Regions from separate parts of the Homo sapiens genome. Here region 1 is linked to region 2. A link is a loop called in an ENCODE intact Hi-C map of the cell type or tissue named here. Cell type or tissue: endothelial cell of umbilical vein. All regions are shown on one strand.

The links. Peaks named below come from ENCODE experiments on the same cell type or tissue, not always from the same donor. Only the 100,000 strongest peaks of a DNase experiment are listed, where the experiment ranks them.
Region 1: a loop joins it to region 2, with 3 times the contacts of the local background. A loop is called at or near these places in 1 of 110 quality-filtered maps.

What each region holds. Positions count from the first base shown.
Region 1 is chr5:59,766,367-59,770,366 of GRCh38, reverse strand. The region is part of intron 1 of PDE4D (phosphodiesterase 4D); the gene reads left to right. Among named protein-coding and RNA genes, the nearest start is that of MIR582, 65 kb to the right of the region's middle. RefSeq lists enhancers at 1,225-1,740, 1,426-2,625. In endothelial cell of umbilical vein, no CTCF peak of the experiment used is centred here; DNase peaks (open chromatin) are centred at 1,606, 2,336, 2,646, 3,786 and 1 weaker place; H3K4me3 peaks cover 2,810 bases; H3K27ac peaks cover 3,433 bases.
Region 2 is chr5:59,285,806-59,289,805 of GRCh38, reverse strand. All of the region lies in intron 1 of PDE4D (phosphodiesterase 4D), which reads left to right. Among named protein-coding and RNA genes, the nearest start is that of PDE4D-AS1, 250 kb to the right of the region's middle. In endothelial cell of umbilical vein, no CTCF peak of the experiment used is centred here; a DNase peak (open chromatin) is centred at 1,655; H3K27ac peaks cover 2,863 bases.

The sequences.
Region 1 (4,000 bases), 480 kb before region 2:
TCTAAGTATTGTCCAATCCTTTCCATTAAGTTACAAGCTCCTTGAGGGCAAGCATTGCACACCTGTTTTGCACAACTTCTAAGGCCGTTCAGTCCCTCAGCCCACTGTATAGAAATATAGTATATATATAGACAATACACACACACATGCACACACATACCTTGCCACTTAATGATGTAAAGTGACAAAAACTTTTATATTGGTAAAAATTATGAGAATAAGAATAATCATATCCTGATTCTTCAAATTCAAATATTTGTCTAACATTTTTTGATGAAGTCATAGCACTTATGTGTCATTGAATTGTTGTGGGCATGCTAACAGGAAAGATGGACCAAGTGGTTGACCCTGTCCTTCTGTGAATAGAACCTCAGAGTACACTTTTCTGTAAACATTTAAAAGACAAGGAATTGGAACTTAAAATGGAGCAACCAGGGGGGCAGGGAAACAGAATAAACTTTTAAAATTGACCTAATAGTAATCATAGGAAACAAAAAGAATCATTCCAGTCTCCATTTTTTTTTTTCTGGATGCATTTTGTAGCTCCCTAAGTTATTGGGTTTTTAAGAAACATAAAATATTCCTAGATCGTTAGAGATGTGATTTGATTTCAATCCCACATGGTCTGTAGCATCACTAAGCTACTGGGAACTTCCCTATGCAAAGGTTTGAGTTTCTTTCCAATGCTGTTTAATGTCTGCACTTCTAGTGTCCACATAAATGAGATTTAACAGGCTTTACTTCATACTTTCTTGTTACAACATTTTTACTTTTTTTCCAATTGCAAAATTATTTCTTTTAAGCTCTCTGAATAAGTTTGTTGAAGCTCTATTCATCACACATAAAAATCTTACATTAAAAGGCAATAAAGGAAATCACGAAAAGCTAGATGTATTCCACCCTCTTATAGTTGAATACATAAAATTGTATATATCACAAATAGTAATTGAAACTACTCTTATGAAAACTATCTGTCCTTCTGGAGGGGCATTAGTTTAAATGCAAAGAGAAAACATATCATTTGTGAGTCTAAATAGTGTTGTTAGTTCTTTGAAAGGGCCCTAATTAATAAGGTTGTAGAACACAACTGCAACCTGTAAAGCGTTCCATGTGTAGTATTTTGAAACCTTTTGTTTGTTTGGGTTCTAACTAGAGACAGAGGGAGAAAAAGTCAATTTCATTCTCATGGGATTTGTCTTATGTGGTTCATCAGATTGAGTTTAGTAAGCAGGGAAGTATTTCTCCTTGTGTAGCTAGTGCTTGTTTATTCTTCCCTTATTAAAAAAAAAAGAGAGAAAAAAACAAAGGATTGGCATTTTTCTTTTATGAACGTGGACTGTAGGGAGATAAATAGCCCTGCGGGAGAGGAAGGTCAAGTTCAAAGTTTTTCTTTCCTTTGGATTCAGGAATAAGCAAATGGAAAGACTAGCCAAACAACCCAGCAGCAGGCATCTGATGGTTAAGCCCTCCCCCCAGGACTTTTTATGTACATAAGCAGCAGAAGTCACTCGCGCAGCTGCGGCGCATTAGTTCCAATAGTTTAACAGGCTGCTTTGTAGCACGGACAAAGCCGTGCGAGCGCGGTGCTTTCCCTCCTTGTTCATTTGCTATGCGAGCTTGTCAGTGATCTTTGGCAGGGGCTTGGGAGAGGAGGGGTGACGTTTAATACGCTTCCGCGGAGGAGTGCGCTCGCCTCCTCTGCACCCAGCCCCAGGCTCTACAGAGAGACTGAGGCAGGCGACTGAATGCACTAACAGCAGCAGGCTCAGACCTGCTTCCCTGGACATTTCCGGGACCGTGAGCGAGGGAACCACGTTGCCCTGGATTCTTGCCAGCTGTACAAAGTTGACCAGGAAAATGGCTCAGCAGACAAGCCCGGACACTTTAACAGTACCTGAAGTGGATAATCCGCATTGTCCAAACCCGTGGCTGAACGAAGACCTTGTGAAATCCTTGCGAGAAAACCTGTTGCAGCATGAGAAGTCCAAGACAGCGAGGAAATCGGTTTCTCCCAAGCTCTCTCCAGTGATCTCTCCGAGAAATTCCCCCAGGCTTCTGCGCAGAATGCTTCTCAGCAGCAACATCCCCAAACAGCGGCGTTTCACGGTGGCACATACATGGTAAGGTTTGCGCAGACCTCGCAGAAATGGTGGCCGTTTCCCTTCAGGGAGTCCTGCTCTCGCGCCTTTAATTTTGGGGGTAGGGAGGGAGGACCATCATCATTCCTCACCGGGGATTTATGGCCAAGTGATCTCCCTTAACCATAAATCCCACAAATGTCCAAGTCAGGGCAAGAATCCTGGAGACTGGTACTAGGAGTGGTTGAGGTGGGTGGTTCTCAAAGTTCAATTCCTATTGCAAGTTCCTACAAGAAAATTGGATGCCAGATGTCAAATAAGAATGCAGTTTTATTCCCATACGTACGTAGTGGCGTTTCTTTGATTCCTTAAACCAATTTCCCTGCCAGCTTCCCCAACAGCTGAGGAAAGAAAGGACCAGAAATGAGGGGAGGAAAATCATAGTTTGCTCTGTTTTCTGCATGATCCCCACTTGGACAGAGACACATACAGTGTGTGTGTAATGGTGGTGTGTCTTCATAAAGCCCTTCCTCACTCCTGACTTTGATATACAGTATTCATAATCTTAAACATGCCTTTCCAAAGGAAAGAAGAAAGGGATTAGGAATTCTACGCAGAAAGTTGCAGGCTGGTACTTGGTAGTATTGTTGTGTTCTTTGAATTTGGATTGTTAGAACATTTTGCCAATCTTTTTATTTTCTTTGTGAATATTTTTATCTTCTTTATAATGGGTGAATTTGTTTCATGCATATGCTTCCATGTATTTTTCTGGAGGATTCCTCATCTTTTCCTGCTCTTGGAAAAAAAAAAAAGAAGAAAAACCCAAATATTAAAACAGACCATCATGTGAGCTTATTTGGAGTATTTGGAGTTTCTGCCTGAGTAGAGGCCATTCCAAACTCTGATCAGTGAGTCCAAGTACTAGGGTCTATGTTACACACTTAGATAATTTCAGGTAGTAGTAGGTTCTATACATTACATCTACATTTTGATAAGATGAGTATAAATTATGATAAAGAAAACATAACAAAAAAGAATGAGTGTGTTAGTTGAGAAACTGTATGACTAAATAATTTTTTACAGTTTTGCCATAACTAACTAAACAGTATGTACGTTAGCAATGGGAGGGAAAAAAAAAGCAGAAACAAGGCTTTTAGGAGGAAAGCAGCAAAAAGTAAAAGGAATTAAAACCTAAACCAGTGACAAGACCGTGCTCAGGAATGCATTGATGTTATAGATGAAAGTCAATGACAAAGGAAATAAAAGCCATGTCACACCCAAAGACATGACCAACCTCAAAAATTTGGTTTTAAGTAGCTAGATCTCTGACTGGGAAAGTGTTATTGTCCCCAGGATTTTAACACCTAGATGGCATTTCTGAGTTTGGTAGATGTAATGGCCATAAGAGGAGTGAGACAAACATTGACTTTTTCTGTCTTAAAGCAGTTATTGGGAAATGATGGCTTCTCTTTGAGGAAGATTTTCTTTTTGGAAAAAATTGTGAGCAACAAACAGTGAATAAAAGAAAGGCATGAATAAACACTGGGAGATGCACTGAAGGAGAAGGTTGGCTCAAGGCCAGGCATCGGGTGCCAGAGCAGGAGAGCTGGCATGAGTTCCTACGGAGCCAGGACCAGAATTTCCGTGTCCAGTGTCCCTTTTGGTTGCGCTGCTTTATCACTGCAGTTCCTAAATTGCACCCATTGCTGAATGAGTGGCCCTCAACTCAGCTGTTTGATTTCAGTCTGAGTGGAGCAACCTAGAGTTCAGCTGGAGGTTATCTGAACTATTTAGACATGTCGGGATGTAAGGAAGGCAGGAAATCCCATGAAAATAGGCTTTCTTCTGACATTTCTGGCACTTCCTTTTCTGGTGCTGTTTGGAAAAACTTCATGAGCACAATTTCTATCAATATTTCATTT
Region 2 (4,000 bases):
CTAATAGTGTTTTGGTGGAATCTTCAGGTTTTTCCAAATTTAAGATCATATTTTCTGCAAATGGGATAATTTGCCTTCTTCCTTTCAAATTTCTTTCTTTGGTCTGATTGTTCTAGCAAGGACTTCCAGTATTATTAATATATTGAATACTAGTGGTGAAAGTGGGCATCCTTATCTTGTCCCACCTCTTGGAAGAAGAGTCTTCAGTTATACCCTATTCAGTATGATACCAGCTGTGAGTCTGTTATATATGACTTTTATTGTGTTGAGGTATTTCCTTTTATACCCGATTTTTTGAGGATTTTTATCATGAAGGGATGTTGAATTTTATCAAATGCTTATTCAGCATCTGTTGAAATGGTCATATGGTTTTTGTCCTTCCTGTCTTCCTTTTAGTAAAAGTGATTTTCTCTGGTGGCGTGTTTTAATTTTTTGCTTTTTATTTTTTGAGAACCTGTTGTATATTTTTTGATTTGCGATTACCAGGAGGCTTGTAAATAATATATTGTAACTCATTATTTTAAACTGATAACAACTTAACACTGATTGCATAAACAAACTAACAAGCAAAGGGAAAACCAATAAAAACTCTACATTTTAACTTTGTCCCCCGCTTTAAAACTTTCTGTTGTCTTTATATCTTATTGTATTGTCTGTATTTCAAAAAATAGTTGTAGTTATTATTTTTGATCAGTTTATCTTTTATTCTTTCTATTTAAGATATGAGTTGTTTACATACTATAATAACAGTGTTATAATATTCTGTGTTTTTCTGTGTATTTACTAATGCTAGTGAGCTTTGTTCCTCCAGATGATTTCTTATTGCTCATTAATATGCTTTTCTTTCAGATTGAAGAGAATTCTTTAGCATTTCTTACAGGATAGGTCTGGTGTTGATGACATCCCTCAGCTTTTGTTTGTTTGGGAAAGTCTTGATTTCTCCATGTTTGGAGAATATTTTTACAGGATATACTAGCCTGAGATAAAAGTTTTTTTCCCTTTAGCACTGTGAATATGTCTCCTGCCCTATAAGGTTTCCACTGAGAAGTCTGCTGCCAGATATATTGGAACTCCAGTGTATGTTTTTTCTTTATTTTTTCTTGCCGCTTTTCAGATTCTTTCTTATCTTTGACCTTTGTGAGTTTGAGTATTGAATGCCTTGAGCTAGTCTTCTTTGGGTTATATCTGCTTGGTGTTCTATAACCTTATTATACTTGAATATTGTTATATTTCTCTAGGTTTAGGAAGGTCTCTGTTATTTTCCCTTTGAATAAATTTTCTACCCCCATCTCTCTTTCTAACTTTTTTTTAAGGTCAATAACTCTTAGATTTGCCCTTTTGAGACTATTTTCTAAGTCTTCTAGGAATGCCTCTTTCTTTTTTATTATTTTTTCTTTTGTCTTCTCTTTGTATTTTCAAGTAGGCTGTCTTCAAGCTCACAGTTCTTTCTTCTGCTTGATTGTTTTGTGCTGTTAAGAGACTCTGAGACATTTTTCAGTATGTCAGTTGCGTGTTTTAACTCCAGAATTTCCGCTTGATTCTTTTAAATTATTTTAATCTCTTTGTTGAATTTATCTGATAGGATTCTGAATTCCTTCTGTGTGTTATCTTGAATTCCATTGAGTTTCCTCTGTCTAAAAGGTCACATATCTCTGTCTCTCCAGGACTGGTCACTGATGCCTTATTTAGTTTGTTTGGTGATGTCATGTTTTCCTGGATAGGCTTTATGCTTGTGGATGTTCGTTGTTGTCTGGGCATTGAAGAGTTGGGTATTTATTGTAGCCTTGCAGTCTGGGCTTGTTTGTACCTGTCCTTCTTGGTGAGGCTTTCCAGATGCTTGAAGAAACTTGGGTGTTGTGGTCTGAGTTTTGGGTCACTGCAGGAATATCTGCATTAGGGAGCACTCCAAGCCCAGTAACACTGTGGCTCTTGCAGAGGTACCACCTTAGTAGTCTTGGATAATATCCAGAGTCATTCTCTGGATTACCAGGCAGAGACTCTTTTTTCTCTTCTCTTACTTTCTCCCAAACAAACAGATTCAGTCTCAGTCTGTCTGTCTGTCTGTCTGTCTCTCTCTCTCTCTCTCTGTGTGTGTCTCTGTTTCCTGGATCTGGGGGAGGGGTAACACAAATACCCCTGTGGCCACCACCACTGGGACTGCATAGGGTCAGACCTGAAGCCAGCATAGCACTGGGTCTTGCCCAAAGCCTGCAGTAACCACTGCTTGGCTCCTGCCTATGTTTGCTCAAGGCACTAGGGCTCTATAATCAGCAGGTGGTAAAGCCAGCCAGGCTTGTATCCTTCCCTTCAAGACAACTAGTTCCTCCTAGTCCTGGGCAGGTCTAGAGATGACGTCCAGGAGCCAGGGCCTGGAGTCAGAAATCTTAGGAATCTACCGGTACTCTATTCTACGGTGGGTGAGCTGGCACCCAAGTCACAAGACAAAGTCCTTCCCACTCTTCCTTCTCCTTTCCACAAGCAGAGGAGTCTCTCCCTGTGGCCACCACTGCCCCAGGCCTGCGACAAGTACTGTCTGGCTACTGCTGATGTTCATTCAAGGCCCAGGGGCTCTTCAATCAGCTTGTGGTGAATGCTGCCAGGCCTAGGAATCTATTTTGGGGCAGTGGGCCCACCTGTAAGCCAGGGAAGGTCCAGAAATACCATCTAAAGCCAAGCCCTGGAATCAGGAACCCCTAGAACCCCTTTGGTGCTTTACCCTGCTGTGGCTAAGCTGGTACCTAAGCTGATTTTTGGTTCTTATGAAGGTGCATGAAGGTGCTTTTTTGTGTGGAGAGTTGTTCAATTTGTTGTTCCTTTGGGAGGCTGCTATTTAGCCATATGGCTCCACCTCCCTCTCCATCCAAAAAGAAAACTTTAAATGAAAATATACATCCAAAGAAAGTGTTTTTGAAATAAAAAATAAATGGTCTTAATTCCAAGGAAAGAACCAACATAGTAAAGTAAAAATGCATTTTTTCCAAAAGTTACTTGTTTGATCACATATTGTATTTTATTTTAATGAAATATCTAGAATAGGTAAGTCCATAGAGAATACAAAACAGGTTAGTAGTTGCCAGGGAATGTGAGTGTGCAGAATGAGGAGTCATTGCTTAATGGCACTGTTTTCAAGAGTTACTTTTGAGTACACTTGCAGTCTGGTATCTAAATAATTGAAATATTTGAAAGTCGTGATTCCTAGAATAAAAACAGTGACTAACTTTTAATGATTTCAATGTCATGTGCACAAAAAAACCATGTCCAGAGTAATAAGTTTACCCATTCTACCATTCTTTTCAAAGAATTGCTTAAATAAGTTTTAAAAAATTTCCTATTGAGATGTTACTTAAAATACGATTTGTTTAGTTCTCAAGGTTATGCTTTCCCCAGGTTATGCTTCATTTGGGTAATCTAAGTTTAAGTCCTAATGTAAGACCTAGGGCATGGTACTTAACTTCCTGTAGACCTCAGTTTTCTTGACTGTGTGGTGGAAGAAATAATAGTACCTAGCTTGTGAGTTTGTTTTAAATGTTAAATGAGAGAACATGTGGAACATCTTACCCAGTGCCTGGCACATGGTGAGCAATCAATAAATGGGAGTTCATCCTGTCATCTTCAGATTTCTCTTCTGGAGCCAGCCAGGCTTGAGTTCTGACCTGGTTCATCCACTGAACTTGTAGGGGAAGCACTTAGTGCCCTTCGGTCCTCTCATCCAGTACATGGATATACAGTCTTCATGTGGTTGATACAAATACGAATGTGCTAATGCATCTTTACCAAAAAGAGAGGTAAAAGAAAGGAAGGATAATCCTGCCAGAGATACATATGCAAAGATCTGAAAGTAATCGAGAGTGAGGGGTTGCAGATTGGACAACACTTAGTAGTGGCTCCAGATAAGGTTCTTAAAGACTGGCCAGGATGCAGCCTTTTCATCCAGAGAAACAGCCATCTCATTCATAGACAGTGGTGACTGATTGGCAGATTTTATAAGATGACACAAACA